2 separate regions of the Mus musculus genome follow, and region 1 is linked to region 2. Evidence: chromatin loops called from intact Hi-C (ENCODE). Cell type or tissue: heart. All regions are shown on one strand.

What was found. Hi-C counts contacts between places; a loop is a spot of excess contacts. Peaks named below come from ENCODE experiments on the same cell type or tissue, not always from the same donor. Only the 100,000 strongest peaks of a DNase experiment are listed, where the experiment ranks them.
Region 1: a loop joins it to region 2, with 2.4 times the contacts of the local background. A loop is called at or near these places in 13 of 42 quality-filtered maps.

Annotation. Positions count from the first base shown.
Region 1 is chr10:80,794,251-80,802,250 of GRCm38, forward strand. It overlaps Dot1l (DOT1-like, histone H3 methyltransferase (S. cerevisiae)), which reads left to right. Exons shown (of 28, transcript NM_199322.2): 28 at 1-1,211. It overlaps Plekhj1 (pleckstrin homology domain containing, family J member 1), which reads right to left and starts at 4,376. Exons shown (of 6, transcript NM_023900.2): 1 at 3,831-4,376; 2 at 3,660-3,727; 3 at 3,523-3,589; 4 at 2,482-2,572; 5 at 2,341-2,404; 6 at 1,849-2,272. The coding sequence starts at 3,924. The coding sequence ends at 2,162. It overlaps Sf3a2 (splicing factor 3a, subunit 2), which reads left to right and starts at 4,485. Exons shown (of 9, transcript NM_013651.4): 1 at 4,485-4,555; 2 at 6,946-7,108; 3 at 7,206-7,277. The coding sequence starts at 6,983. In heart, a CTCF peak has its summit at 3,945; DNase peaks (open chromatin) are centred at 831, 2,431, 4,111 and 4,341; H3K4me3 peaks cover 3,906 bases; H3K27ac peaks cover 2,649 bases.
Region 2 is chr10:80,743,448-80,751,447 of GRCm38, forward strand. No RefSeq gene overlaps it. Among named protein-coding and RNA genes, the nearest start is that of Ap3d1, 5.2 kb to the left of the region's middle. In heart, CTCF peaks have their summits at 4,148 (motif pointing right) and 7,791 (motif pointing right); DNase peaks (open chromatin) are centred at 1,034, 4,184 and 6,318; H3K4me3 peaks cover 239 bases; H3K27ac peaks cover 229 bases.

The sequences.
Region 1 (8,000 bases), 51 kb after region 2:
TGGGTCCCCTGGCATCTGTGTATAAGAGAGTCACATGATCAGTGACAGTATTTTATAGAGATTTGATGGAGATTTATAAATTTCATAGACTTGACTGCATTTATTTTTAGATTGTATAATGCACAGTGAACTTTAAAGAAAAGGAAAGAAAAGTGAGGAGGAAAAATACTTTTATTTATTCAAATGCACAAAAACGAAAAAAAAAAAAATGGCACTGGCCAGGGACCCTGCAGGAGTGTGGCCCAGATGTGCTGGGCTGCCCAGGGCCTCTGGTCACTATGGGCATCGCCTGCCTATGTCTAGGAGTTGCTTCCTGGTCCTGGGGATAGGTGCACTGGGAGTGACCACAGAGGTCAGGGCTGACTTGATTTTTCTGAGATGGTCCTGACTGCCCTCAATGTTGCTCACTTCCAGTCGTGGGTTGGTGGGCTGAGGGGAGAGGCCATGTTGCCCCACCCCCACCCCCACCTACTTCCCAAAGTAGTTGTGAAGACGGTGCTGGTGTCTCCCACTCCCTTCCCACCCCGCGATGGTGCTCATGTTCGGCAGGCCTGTTCCTGTGCACCACAGCTAACTAAGGTGCTGCAGAGCAGGATAGCCGAAACAAAAGCTAGCAAATCCCAGGCCTGGAACAAAACCCCGAGTGAACACTGTACACACCGCCCGCACGCCATCCTGGCAGCTGCTGCTCCAGCAGCCATTGCCTCCACCTTACTTGAGTGTTAGGGGACAGACACAGCATGTTCATGGCCCAGTGGGCCACAGGTGCTCTGGGTACAACTGCAAGTCCTTTCCTGAGCCCATAAGAAACAGGAACCCACAGTAAACTGACCATGGTGCATAGTGGCCCCAGGTACCCTGTGACTGATGGGCCTAGTACAGGGTAAGGCTGCCTCAGTCATCCTTGCCACTCCAATCCAAGGTTGCTGCAGGGCTTTGAGCTCAGGAACTGATAGAAAGCCCTACAGACTGGGACCACCACTCCCACACTAGCCCAGACGGGACACACCTCCCAGTTCCCACCCTCAACCTACACAGCTTTTTTGACAGCCTGGCCTGTTTGTTTGTAACTTGATGCAGCATCGCTCTGTCTTGTGATGACCTCTGTACTTAAAGGGTGCATTGTTCTCTTCCCTTGGTTCCCCCAAGGCATCTCACACATTGTTGCTGCCTTTAGACACAGTATAATAAATAAAGCCGTTTTCACTTGAGCCAGTTCTCAGTGCCAGTTTTTCTTTGCCTGTTTATTGCTGTCCAACCTGGACTGGAAGAGCAGAGTGCCTATCTGTCTCTTGTGAGGCTGACAGTGACTCTGAAGGATTCCCGCTTTGGGAGGACCCAGTCTCACTTAAGAATCCAATCCTGACTGAGTCAAAGCCCCTTGACACAAAGCTGTGTCAAAGCTTGCCTGTTTTGTTCTCTGTCCCAGATGCTCTGGAACTGCCTGTGTCCTACCCTCCTCTTCCCGCTGCCTCCCAAGTGCACACAGCCTGTTTAGAAAGCCAGGATTTAGGTGTCCCTTACAACTTGGGCAGAACACACCTTTCCCCATCAGGGTTACCTACAACTCCCACTTATATGAGTACCACTCCCCAAAACCCAAGGATGGATCCACATCTCCACAGTGAGGGTGTCCAACCAGGGTTCAGGCACACTGCGAGCCAGAGGCTTGTCCCCCCAAGTCCTGCCTACACCTATACTGTGTGTGCCACCAGCCCAGCTTGCCTGTTTTGTTCTCTGTCCCAGATGCTCTGGAACTGCCTGTGTCCCACCCTCCTCTTCCCCCTGCCTCCCAAGTGCCCACAGCCTGTGTCCCACCCTCCTCTTCTCCACTCATTCCGACATGGCTCAGAAAAGAGGTACCTTTATTAAAGAGCAGGCTGAGCACTGAGGCCAGCACCCATGCCCTGCTCTATCAGCAGGAGGGGGGGGGGGGGTTCACAGCTTCATCTAGCATTATACATTCATCTGGCAATGGATAGGGGAGCTGTGCCAGGCTCGGTCCCTGGATGTGGACACTCAAGGGGTGCTGGCAGGGAGATGGCATGGAGAACGAGGACCACAGACCCTGCCCACCTCCTCTGGACCTTTTGAACAGATGTATTAAAACCTATATTAAAAAAAAAAAAACTTCCCAGGGTAGCCAGGGGCCCAGAGAGGGTCAGTCCAACACATTTAACTGGGAGCCAATACAAGTAGTCCGCCCATCCTTAGGCAGGCTATTCAGCTGGAACCTGGCCTCCTCGGAGATGCCAAACTGCTCCAGGGGGTCCTGTGGAGGGCACGGTGGCTGTGAGCAAGGCCAGGGAAAGCTGTCCCATCCCTGACCGCCCCACATACCTTGCCAGTCATCTTCCTGATCTCATTCCTGTAGAAGATGAGGCTCTGTCGCATGTATTCGTAGCTGGAGGAAAGGATTGGGCTCACTGTTCACATTCCCCCATGTTTCCACCCAGCTCCCATCAGTCCCTAAAGCCCCACCTGGCCCGCTGCAGAGCTTCCATCCAGTCCTGACACTGCTCTTGGCTACAGCATTCAAAGTGATATTTCCTGCTGAGGTCTTCGACGAAGCCTGGAAAGGGATAAAGGATAAGAGCCACCTCTGGTCAGTGTCCAGTTGGTCTACATCCTGTTGGCCACAAGTCCCAGCTTCCTCTCACCAGGATTTCAAACTACACCTCTTATTCTAACACCAAGTCATCTTCTGCCTGTCTCATGCTGGCTTTGTCCTCCAGAATCCTGACCCCTGAACCCACAAATAGGGGACTCACTGGGAAGTTGGGTTATTGGGAATGGAAGTGGCTAATAGAAGGTCATTAGGTTAGACCCTAAACTGAATGGCAATAGAACATGGGTGATGAAGCCCCAGCATCCGTGTCGGAGAGCAGAACGAATACACCTGTAATGTCAGTGTTCAAGAAAGACTCATGAAAGAGACAGAAGGGTTCGTAGGGCTTGCTGGCCAGTCAGTATAACTTAAAAGTAAGCCCCAGGTGGGACCCTACTGCCAAGCCCAATGACCAGCGTTTTATGCTGGAGACCTACATAGTGGAAGATGAGAACCAACTACTCAAGTTTCCCTCTGGCCTTACTGGCATACTCACACCCCAAAACACGTGTGCACTCGTGCAAGAAGGAGAAAAGAGGGGTACAGATAAAGAACCCCACTGGATAATATAGGTAGACATGATGCCCAAATCTCTACAAGATACTGTAAAGTTCTCGTTAGGGAAGAAGGCTGAGACAGGCCTTAAAGCCTGCCCGTACCCTACCCGTGGCAGAGAGGGCGGCAGAGACTGTTCCTGCTATACACCCCACGTTCGCAGACTGCACCTCTCTCAGTTGGGAACGGGCAGAGGGGTCGGAGAAGAAACTAAGCGAGAACCAGACCCAGTGGGCACTCTGAGTGATAGCTGGGCCAGTCCTGGGCCACCAGCGGACGCGGGATCCAGGACAAACGTAGGCTCCTAAGGGAGTAAAAAGGATCGGGTGTGCGGAGCAGAGTCCGGGATGGAAACTTACTGATGGAGAAGCCGCCCGGTTCTTCCTGGGCCACTCTGCAGCGCTCCAGCAACAGGGCTCCGAGGGGCTGCGCGAGACACGGCCATGAGCGCCGGCCTCCGGGCCGCGCGGGTCCCCCGCGCCCCCCACGCCCCTACCTCGGCCTCGTCCGGGCGGAAGTAAAAGAGGAAGTTGACCACCAGCTTCACCAGTCGCCGCTTGGCCACTGTAGGCACAGGGCGGTGTCAGCGCGGAACTGTTCTCATTCGCCCACCCAGGAACCGCGCCGGCCCGCCCAAGTGCCCCAGCCGCAGCCCCGACTGGCTCACCGCTGCCCTTCTTGGGGCCCCGCATGCCCAGCTCGGCCGCCATCTCTGCCGGCTGTCGGGACAGCGCCTGCAACTCTTTCTCGTTGTACCGCATCCCGCCGCACGGATCCGCGCGAACCAACACGCGCCCTGCCTCTCGGCCGCCGTCCTCCCCGAAGCCGCAGCCAGCGCCACAAAAGTCTCAGAGAGCGATCTCGGAAGTCCCAACCCGGTTACTGCGCCTGCGCGTTGTTGGGCTGGTTGCGCGGCCCTAATTTATGGGTCTGCGCGGTTGAACAGAGTCAGACGGGAAGGAGATGGCCCGTCCTTAAATAACCGCCAGACATACTAAGCGTGAGGTGTAAGTTAGACTCAGAGCACTCCACGATGAGCGAAGCGCCTTCCTGGGCCGGTGAACCCTAACGCTTTCCTCTTGTCACGATAGCCGGCGCCGCTAGACTTAGGGCGGAGCGAAACTGTGCGGTCGCTGCAGTGAGCACGCGCACTCTGCGCCCCGACGCTCCTTTCTCTCCCGCCTACCGAAGACGGAAGTCCATCCGCTGGGCCTGCGCACACACGAAACGCCGACGCCTTTGCTCCCGGAAGGGATCGCTTCGTCGGTCGTGCGCACGCGCGCGGCGAAACCGCGGCCTTGGCGGAGATTAAACCCGGATAGCGAGGCCTTAGCGTTGGTGAGGAGCTGCACAGTTTGTCGGTGGCGGCTGCTCCGTCGGGGAGGCTTGAAGGTGGGAGCGAAAGCCCGGGGGCGGGACGGGGAGAGGCAGCGGCCGCCCTCTTGCCTCAGGATCGGCGCGCGCCCGCCGGGAGAGCGCGCTCTCGCGAGGCCCGTTGGGTCGCCGCGTGATTGCTGGCTTGGGTGGCGCTTCTGTGGCCTCCAGGGTGGTTCGGGGTGTCCGAGTGGCGTCTCGGCGTGTATTTTGACCTCCTTGGTTGTTTCCGTTTCCACCTTCGTTAATCGGGGCCCTGGCGACCACTGCTCCTGTCCACCGGAGCAGGTCCCTTGCTGGGATTGAAAGATAACGGTATCTGCACATAAAAGGGATTTGTCCTGGGACCAGGCCTCCTCCCAGACCATTACCTTAACATATACCACGTCTCTGTCCTTATTGATCGTTCATCGGTAATCTTACGGTAGTCCGTGAGGTTGCGCATCTCCCGTCCCTGCGTCCTGGCCTCCTGTCCCAAGTTTCACGTGTGAGCCCCTCCAGTCATCGGCACAACTTTTCATTTATTTCAGACAGGGTCTCACTGCTTAACTGGGGCTGACCTGCAACTCGGTGTGGAAACTTGGCCGATTTCCAGTTCACAGACATTGCCATGCCTCTGCCTTCTCTCGCATAGTGGGACTTACAGCATGAGCCACCACACTTGGCTGTTTTGATTGGTTTTAAGGAATCGAGGGTTTATTTTGGCTGATGGTATGAAGGTGCGGTCTGCCGTGGTGGTCGTGTTGCAGCAGTAGTCAGCAAGCAGATAAATGCCCTTCCCCGCGTTTTTAAAGATTTTGTTTTAATGTGTCTGTGTGGAGCTTTGTGTGTGAGTGGGGTACCCATAGGGTCCAGAAAGGGATATCAGAGTCCCTGGAGCCTACCGCCACCCTTTTTTCTTTTATCTGAGATAGGATCTCACTGCACAGCCCGGTTTGGTCTCTAACACTAACCTAACCATCTTCCTACCTTGGATAAAGAAATGGGATGAGAAGTGTACACCACCACGCCCTACGTTTTCTGTGTTTCCTGGGGTTGGGAACTGTTGGTGGGCGTTTGCAGAGCTTGGTGCCCCATCCACAGAGCAAGCAGTGTGCTCACCCAGGCCCCAGTTTTGTTTTGCTTTTCTAAGATTTATTTATTTATAATGAGTACACTGTAGCTGTCTTTAGATACACACCAGAAGAGGGCATCGGGTTCCATTACAGATGTTTGTGAACCACCACATCATTGCTGGGATTTGAACTCAGGACCTCTGGAGGAGCAGTCAGTGCTCTTAACCGCTGAGCCACTTCTCCAGCCTGCCCAGGCCAGTTTTGTCCTAGTGTTTGTTTTCCCTCCAAAGCTCATGAACTAACTGCATTTTTGCAGTGGGTACCCATACACATTCAACCTCAAACATGTACCCCTAGGGGACCTTATGCATGATGGACAAGTGTTCCACCCTTGAGGTGCACCCTCACATCTGTGGCTGGATACCCAGGCTCCCTGCAGAGGCCAGGTATAGAGTCCTATGTTCTTGAAAGTTGTCTTTGCCAGCGGTTGAAGTGGTTTTCCATCCTGCTGTTGCGGGTGCCCTCTTGCTCTGAGAAGCCCATGCTGCCACCCTTAGACTCTGCTCTTGCATCTGGCCAACTTCATCTCTGGGAATGTGTCTCTTAGTAGCTTTCAAAGATGTAGACAATGCTCTTTTCAGTCCTTAAGTGGCTGAGTATGAAACATCCGACAAGCTGGTTCTGCCCCACCACTTCCATATACATCTTTCAGCCATTCTCTCGGCATCTAGAGCATCTTGTATCCTTTGCATTCTAGCCTCTTTCTCTTTGACAGCCAGTGGTATCAGTGTCCTGTCTGTCCCAGACACACTCTGTGGTGACACTGAGGTAACTAGGTACCTGGCCCTCAAGGTTCTTAAGTCAAATTTGCAGGAGGCTCCAGCAATATTAACAAGGACTGCCTCCACTTGTTTCCTGAGTACTGTCTCTGAATTTACCTATAGGTTTAAACCAAGGGCTGGGGCTGACACTGAGTAGTCTAAAGTGTTCTGTCATCAGATGACACTGCCTATAGGCTTTGGTTGAGCCTCAAAGATGGGACCCTTGGTACCAAGCACTCCATATGCCATGTGTCAGGTGGAGGAGGGCGTGTCCTTTAATGCCTGCAAAGGCAGGCACACAGGCCAGCCTGATCTATGTAGAGAGTAACCATGACTACATAGAGAATCCTCTCTTAATAATAATAATAATAATGAGAAAAATTAACAACAACACCGGGGAGAGGTGGCTCAACTGTGGTCACAGCTCTTAGGAGGATCAGGAGTTCAGCGAAGGGAATGACCTGCCTGCTGGGCTACCTCGTCCTAGCATCATGTACAGTGTTCTGAGCCTTAGCTGTCCTTACTCCCCCAGGTTTCTTCCTGTCCCCTGAAGCACCCAGGCCTGCATCATGGACTTTCAGCACAGACCTGGAGGCAAGACTGGGAGTGGGGGCGTAGCCTCCTCCTCTGAGAGCAACCGGGATCGGAGAGAGCGTCTGCGCCAATTGGCCCTGGAAACCATTGACATCAACAAGGTCGGGGGGAGGGGGTGCCAGTTCCCACATCCACAGAGCTCTCACATGCCTCAGTCCTTGGTTCATGCAGTCTAACGGTACATTTATTCACTCCCAGGACCCGTATTTTATGAAGAACCACTTGGGATCCTATGAGTGCAAACTCTGCCTGACTCTGCATAACAATGAGGTATCTGCCCCTGCTTTTTCTCCACTGTTATACTCGAGTGAGGTGACATTGGTAGGCCTTGGACCTGCCACCCAGAGCCAGCCCACTCACTCAGTATTGGTCTGGTCTCATTGACTTCTTTTTTTTCTCAATTCTGGGGATCAGAGCTCAGCCTAGGGCTTAGCATGCCAGGTAAGCAGTGAGCTTTATCTAGGTCAGCCCTTGAGGCAGGGTCTCACTGTGGAGGGCTGGCTGGCCCCGTGTACTCCTGATGCTCCTGCCTGTGTCCCAGGCTGTCCTCTAACATAACCGCACAGGTTGGCTGGACACCAGCTATCCTTTATCCTTTTGCTTTGACTGTGTGCTCTGGGAATGACCTTACAAATAGTAATGGATACCAGCCATCAGCAGAGTCACTTCTGCATTTTGGGGCTAAAGGGAGGGGGTGTGGCTATTGTCCCTTTTTCTGGAGGGGCAAGGACACTGGGAGTTCCCACCCCTCCTTTCCCACCCCTCTTGCTGGAGGACCAGACTGATCAGGCATGGATGGAACAGGTCTGGCCGGGTTGACAGTGGGGTGGTGATGAGCAGTGTTCTAGGTTCCAGGCCTCTGTTGGAAGCTCCTCCGGACAGCTGCCTATTCCCACTGGTGGACTCAGCACTACAGACTTTTGCAGTGAATGCTGCTCTAAACTGCAGAGGAATTTCTGGGGAGGGATGGGTGCAGAGGCTAGTCACAGGTCT
Region 2 (8,000 bases):
GTACTTGAAAGACAAAATAGGCTTGGGACTAATTTTTTTTTTTTTGGTGCACAAACACTTTTATTTATTTATTTATTTACTTATTTATTACATGTAAGTACACTGTAGCTGTCTTCAGACGTACCAGAAGAGGGCATAAGATCTCATTATGGGTGGTTGTGAGCCACCATGTGGTTGCTGGGATTTGAACTCCGGACCTTCTGAAGACCAGTCGGGTGCTCTTACCCACTGAGCCATCTCACCAGTCCCCTGGCTTGGGACTAATTAATGATCAAAGAAGACATTCATTTTAGGTTAGGTCCGAGTCCCTGGATCATGTGATCCAAGAATGTGGTCCCATGTTTAAATAATTATACTATGAGTATAAGAGTAGAGAATAGGTAATTAGCCAGTTTAGCTGAACAGCACTTCAAAAATAATATGGAAGATAGATTACCTGTTTCTTTTGTTTGTTTGGTTGGTTTTGGTTTTTTGAGTCAGGGTTTCTCTGTGTAGCCCTGGCTGTCCTGGAACTCACTTGGTAGACCAGGCTGGCCTCGAACTCAGAAATCTGCCTGCCTCTGCCTCCCAAGTGCTGGGATTAAAGGCATGTGCCACCACACCCGGCTGAACTTCCCTTTCTGGACATTCAGCAGGAACACTAAGTTTTAAAGCTCTTCTAGAGAACCTGGGTTCATTTGCAAGCACCCACATGGTCACTCAAAAACATCTGTAATGCTACCCAGTTCCAGGGAATTCCTAGCCAGCTGCCTCAGGCAGTATCTTAGTTAGTCTTTTATTTCTATGAACAGACACCATGGCCAAGGCAACTCTTATAAGGACAACATTTAACAGGGGCTGGTTTACAGTTTAGATCATTATCATCATGGTGGGAAGCATGGCAGCATCCAGGCAGACAGTGTTGGAGAAGGAGCTGAGAGTACTTACTACATACATCTTGATCCCAAAGCAGCCAGGAAAAGGCTCTCTTTGCACTGGGTGGAGCTTGAGCAGAGGACCTCAAAGCCCGCCCCCAGAGTGACACACTTCCTACCAGGTCACGCCTAGTCCAGCAGGGCCACACCTCCCAACAGTGCCACTTCCCATGGGCCAAGCACATTCAAACCATTACAGGCATCAGGTGCAAGCATGCATGGGGCGGGGGACATCACCTTCATTACGCTTTTAATTCTGTGACAAACACCATGACTAAAGCACCTTATAGAAGAAACCGTTTTTTCAGAAGGCTCGAGTCCATGAAAGCAGAGCACAGCACAGGGACAGGGACAGCTGAGAGCTCATGTCTGAGCTACAAACAAGAAGGGGGGAGAGAGAGAGAGAGAGAGAGAGAGAGAGAGAGAGAGAGAGAGAGAGAGAGAAAGACCAGAATGGTGAGAGTCTTTGTTTTGTTGTTGTTGTTGTTGTTGACATTGTTGTTGTTTTGAGACAGGGTCTCTCTAGGTCGCTTAGTCCTGGCTGTCTTGGAACTTACTATGTAGATCACGCTGACCTCAAATTCACAGAGATCCACCTGCCTCTGCCTCCTGAGTGGGATTAAAGGTGTGCGCCACCACAGCAGGCTGTGAGAACCCTCAAAGCCCTTCCTCTGTGTGACAGACCTCCTCCAACAAGGCTACACTTCCTAATCCTTCCCAAATAATCCCAGAAAGCAGGGGCCAGGTACTCAAACATAGGCATATATGAGGGCCATTCTCATCCAAATCACCACAGACATACACAGGCAAGATATCTGTACACCTAAACAGCCATGAAAATGAAAAATAACAAGAATGAATATCAATAGGGGCTGGAGAGATGGCCCAGCAGTTAAGATCTACTCTTCCAGAGGTCCTGAGTTCAATTCCCAGCAACCACATGGTGGCTCACAACCATCTGTAGTGGGATCTGATGCCCTCTTCTGGTGTTTCTGAAGACAGGGACAGTGTACTCACATACATAAAATAATAAATAAATCTAAAAAGTAAATACCAGCCAGGCGGTAATGGTACATGCCTTTAATCCCAGCACTTGGGAGGCAGAGGCAGGCAGATTTCTGAGTTCGAGGCCAGCCTGGTCTACAAAGTGAGTTCCAGGACCGCCAGGGCTATACAGAGAAACCCTGTCTTGAATAAATAAATAAATAAATAAATAAATAAATAAATAAATAAGTACCAATAGGGGCTGGAGTAACTCCACAATGGTTATAAGAACCAGGACAGGGGGCTGGAGAGATGGCTCAGCAGTTAAGAGCACTGACTGCTCTTCTGAAGGACCTGAGTTCAAATCCCAACAACCACATGGTGGCTCACAACCATCTGTAATGAGATCTGGCGCCTTCTTCTGGAATGTCTGAAGACAGCTACAGTGTACTTACATATAATAAATAAATAAACCTTTAAAAAAAAAAAACAGGACAGCTTTTGCAGAAGAGTGAAGTTTGATCACCAATGCCAGCCAGAGCAGTAGACTCACAGCCTCATATTAACGCCAGTTCCAGGAAATTAAACTCCCTTTGCTGGCCTCCGTGAGGAATTACACACCATAGTGCACATAAAATCCCTGTGCTTGATGGCACTTGGCACGAGGATCCAGAGTCAATTTCCAGATCCCAGTGGAGGTTCACAACTGTGTGACTGCAATTCCAGGGGATCCAAGCCCTCTTCTGGCTTCCACAGCCAACAGGAGAACACGGAGATGTGGATATACGTGCCGGCAAAACACCTACACACAGAAAATTAAATAAATAAACAAATAAATAAAAGGTAAAAATTTTAAGTAGTATTTTATACATTTTAGCTAGGCAAAGGACCACTGAGGTCCCAGCCTGATTGACATACTGAGTTTCAGGGCACAGTGCTCAACAAAGAGACAGTGTCTCAGTCAGGTGAGCATGGGGGTGTGGTGGCTCAGGAGGCCAAGGCAAGAAGATCAGAGACTGCAACACACAACAGACAAAATAAGAAAGGCCAGGTGAAAACGTTAACCTGCCATCCACACTGAAGAGATGCAGACAGGAGGATCGGAAGCTTGGGTTTTATTTGGGCTGCAAGGTGAATTTAAGGCCAGCCTGAACTACATGAGACTAAATTAAGTCAGGTATGATGACCCGGGCCTGTCATCTGCCCTGGGAGGCAGAGGCAAGGGGTCTCAGTGGATTTGAGGCCAGCCTGGTACATAATAACTTAGGTCAGCCTCAGCTACATAGAGACACACTGTGGAATGCAGAGGGTATGCCCAGCAGTCAGTAGTCTTGGGTTCCACCCAAAGGAAGCAGAAACTTCTGGTTTCTGTGGAAAGTTAGTTATGTCAAATGATGGTTTGCTGGGGCTCACAGGTGAGGGGATGTTTTGCTATAGCAGACACATGAAAGAATGGATGATAAAGGAGTATAAATATGACCCCACAGCCAGTGGGGCTCAAGCATTGATTTGCTTTGCTCTGCCTTGCTATCCTTGGCTAATGACACACATGTCTTGGTTCACCTTACATTGAGTTGTTGAGCCCTGCTTGTGATGATACCAAGGAGAAACTTGCCAAAGAATTAATTTCTTTCTTTCTTTCTTTCTTTCTTTCTTTCTTTCTTTCTCTCTTTCTTTCTTTCTTTCTTCCTTGTTTTTTGTTTTTGTTTTTGTTTTTTGAGACAGGGTTTCTCTGTATAGCTCTGGCTGTCCTGGAACTCACTCTGTAAACCAGGTGGCCTCGAACTCAGAGATCTGCCTGCCTCTGCCTCCCAAGTGCTGGAATTAAAGGCGTGCACCACCACGCCTGGCTGCCAAAGAATTTCTTATGCGGTTCCTGCAGCTTCTTGCAGCTTCTGTGGCCTCATGCCGGTTGGGGAGCCTTACAGTTTCTTCTGGATTGAACTGGCCTTGCTGGTTCTTGTGTAATGCTGGTCGAGAAGACTGGGCTGCAGCTGCTGATTCACATTTGGTGTTTCGATAAGGGACTGGACTACTGATATTCTAACAAGATTGGACATGCCTCCAAAGAACTGTTTCTAAACAGTTCTCGATGAAGAGGCAGGGGAATAGTTCAGGCCAGCCTGGGCTACCTGACACACCAAAACAACAAACAAAGCCATTGGGGTTACTTGAAGGCAGAAGAGCTTTTAACAGACCAATCTCACAGCACTGGGACTTCAGGAAATAGCACATTCCTCAGTGTGGCCAGCAGAGGGCAGTGCTTACCAGGCACAGAGGTGCAGCAGCCTGAGCTGGTGGACCTGGTCAGAGATTCAAGACTGTGTTATTAATCACACGGAATACCTTCACTTATCCATAAGCAGTCCTTCCACCTCCCCATCAAAAATCTATGTACCCTGCCAGGTGTGGTGGCACACGCCTTTAATCCCAGCACTCAGGAGGCAGAGGCAGGTGGGTTTCTGAGTTCGAGGCCAGCCTGGTCTACAAAGTGAGTTCCAGGATAGCCAGGGCTTCACAAAGAAACCCTGTCTCGACCCCCCCCCAAAAAAAACTAAATAAATAAATAAATAAAATCTATGTACCCAATCTATCCATCCACCCACCCTACCACCCACCCGTTCACCACCCACTCATCCACCCACCCATCCACCCACTCAACAACATACTAATAATCTACTGTATTCCAACTTTAGCAATGAGCAAAGATCAAGGAGACATTTAGAGAAAGAAGAAAGTTCTGAGAAAAGCAGGCAGGCAGACATGGGAACAAAGAGTTCAGAGAGGCTCAGGAATGGTGACAAAACTCAGACTCAAGCTTGTCCAGGATGGACAAGGTCCTGGGTTCAAGTTCAAGCAGAAAACAAACAAAACCAGCTCAGCCTGTGAAGGAGCAATGAGGGAGTGAGGGGGTGTGCAAGCTGATGAGATACACTGGCTAGCAGGGGCCACAGGAGCCACGGCCTCACAGGAGCTTCTCTGTGGGTGGGAGGTACTCAGCAAGTTTCAGGTCAGCCAGAGCAGCATAGTGAGCCCCTGTCTCAAAGCAAGAAAAACAAAGGAATTCCTAGAGGAGGGCTCACTCTGAAGAGATGTCTCAGCAGTTACGAACATTTGAAGCTTTTCCAGAGGACAGAGATTCAATTCCCAGTACCCACATGGTGGTTCACAACCATATATAACTCCAGATCCAGGGGATCCAAGTCCTTCTGACCACCATGGGCCCCAGACACACACAGATGTACATGCAGATAGAACACACATGCACATAAAATGAATAAATCGAAAAGAGAAAATAAAAAGCAGGTTGAATGTAACCATCTTCCCATTTAAAAAGTCCCTGATGCCTCTCGCCCCTGGAGAAAAAAAACCCCTGAGGTCCTCTGGTGTTTCCCTGGCCCAGGAGCCCCTTTAAGAGGGCGGGTGAGAATGAAGGAAGCCTCCCACAGAGAGCGTCTGGAGCTCTCCTTGGTGCTGAAATTCCTTTGGTCTGGCCACTGAAAGCATCCATCCCTCCCACCCTCAAGGAACTTGCTAATTCCTGTTTCCTAAGGATTCTCAGCGACAGCCCAAGATTTGCTGTGCATACGTGTACAAGTGTCCATGTGTGAAGGTCAGAGTTCAACCTTGGATCTGGTTCCTCACATCACATCTAGCTCTTGAACTCGTGGGTCAGACTTGGCTGGCTGGCTGGCCCCAGGGATTCCAGGAATCCTCCTGTCTCTGCCTCCTTAACTCTGAGATCGATTAAAAGTGTGCGCCACTATTTCTGGGCCTGTTGTGGGTTCTGAAGATCAAAACTCTGGCCCTCAAGCCTGCATGGTGGCCACTTTACCACCTGAGCCATGTCCCTAGCTCTCTGGGATTTGATTATTTAAAAAAAAAATTAAAGAAAAATCAGGTGTAGTGAGTGTTGCATGCCATTAATCCCAGCACTCCGAAGCAGATCTCTGTAAATTCAGGGCCAGCCTGATTTATGTAGTGAGTTCCAGGACAGTATAGCCCTGGCTGTCCTGGAACTTACTTTGTAGACCAAGTTGGCCTCGAACTCAGAAATCTGCCTGCCTCTGCCTCCCGAGTGCTGGGATTAAAGGCGTTCACCACCACACCTGGCAAACAAATACTTTAAAACAACTCTTCATTACATTTATTTATTTATTTATTTATGGTGTGCATGCTTGCTTGTGTGCGTGTGGAGGTCAGTGGGCATTTCCCAGAAGTTGGTTCTCTCCTATCCATTGCCAGGGTCTCAGCATGCCAGCATTGCCATTGATCAGACTCCAGCATGCCAGCAGCAGCTCTGCCGAAAGCATCTCTGTAGCCTTGGTTGGTTTTGTTCTGAGTAGGTTACATCAACTTGAGACAGCTAGAATCATCTTGGAAGATAGAGCATCGACTGGGTAAAGGCCCTAACCAGACTGATCCCTGGGCCATTTTCTTGGCCGAGGTCCAGTAGAGTGAACTGGCCACGGGGGCAAGCCATTCTGCAGTCCTCCTCCATTGCCTATGCCCAAGGTCCTGCCTGCCTTCAGGTTCCAGGCCTGAATTCTCTTGGTGATGCGCTACACCTGCAGGATGAAATATTGCTTCCACTCCCAGCACCTTTGCTCAGGGTATTTCAGGGTGGATTTTTAGTATGTTTATTTGTTTGTTTGTTTTGCTCTTTGTTTTGGGGTTTTTGTTGTTGTTGTTGTTGTTGTTGTTGTTGTTGTTGTTGTTTCTCAAGACAGGGTTTCTCCGTGTAGCCCTGGCTGTCCTGGAACTCACTCTGTAGACCAGGCTGGCTTTGAACTCAGAAATCTGCCTGCCTCTGCTTCCCAAGTGCTGGGATTAAAGGTGTGTGCCACCACTGCCCGGCATTAGTTTTTTGTTTGTTTATTTTGTTTTGTTTTTTAAAGAATTATTTACTTTATATATGTGAGTACACTATAGCTGTCTTCAGACACCCCAGAAGAGGGCATCAGATCCCATTACAGATGGTTGTGAGCCACCATGTGGTTTCTGGGAATTGAACTGAGGACCTCTGGAAGAGCAGTCAGTGCTCTTAACTTCTGAGCCATCTACACACACACACACACACACACACACACACTTTTTTTTCAAGACAGAGTCTCTGTGTAGCCCTGGTAATCTTGGAGCTTGCTCTGTAGACTAGGCTGACCTTGAACTCACAGAGATCAGCCTGCCTGTCTCCAGAGTGCTGGGATTAAAGGCGTGTGCCATCACTCCTGGCCTATTTTCTGTTCTTTAAACAGTTTATTTACTCTGTATGTCTGTGTTTGTGTGTGCCTGCAGGTGTATATATGGGTGGGTAGGGCATGGAAGTCAGAGGATAGCCTAGGCTGTGATCCCCAGAGGATAGCCTCGGCTGTGTTCTTCAGGACTGCTGCCTACTCCTTTTGAGCCAGTTTCTCCTAGCCTGGAACTCATTAATTAGACTAGGCTGGCTCCTGTCTGTGCTTTTCCAGTTCCTGAATTCCAGGGGCCACCACCCCAGGGCTGGCACCAGGGCATGCCACCACCCTAGGCCTGACACTTGTGTGTGGGCACCAGAACTAAAATAGGATTCTTGTCTTTGAAGGCAAACTCCTCACCAACTGAGCCATTCCTCTGGCCCTTTTCTTTGTTTATGAAAGTATATGTGTCCAATGTGTATGGAGGTCTGAGCTTGAAGTCCTGCATCTCCATCTCTCTCCACCTTAGACATGGACATGAGGTCCCTCTTTTAAAAAAAAGAAAGAAAGAAAAGAAGAGAAGAGAAGAGGAGAGAAGAGAAGAGAAGAGAAGAGAAGAGAAGAGAAAAGAAAAGAAAAGAAAAGAAAAGAAAAGAAAAGAAAAGAAAAGAAAAAAGATGTATTATATATATGAGTGTTCTATCTCCTGCACGACAGAAGAGGGCAGCAGATACCCTTGTTGATGGTTGTGAGCCACTATGTGGTTGCTGGGAATTGAACTCAGCAACTCTGGAAGAGCAGCAAGTGCTCTTTATAGATCTTCTCAGTCATCTCTTAACTGCTCTGCCTCCACCTCCCAGTGCAGTGGTGGGTGAGAGGCTAGTTCACCACACCCCGTTTATGAGAGTTGTTCCGGCGATGCAGCTCA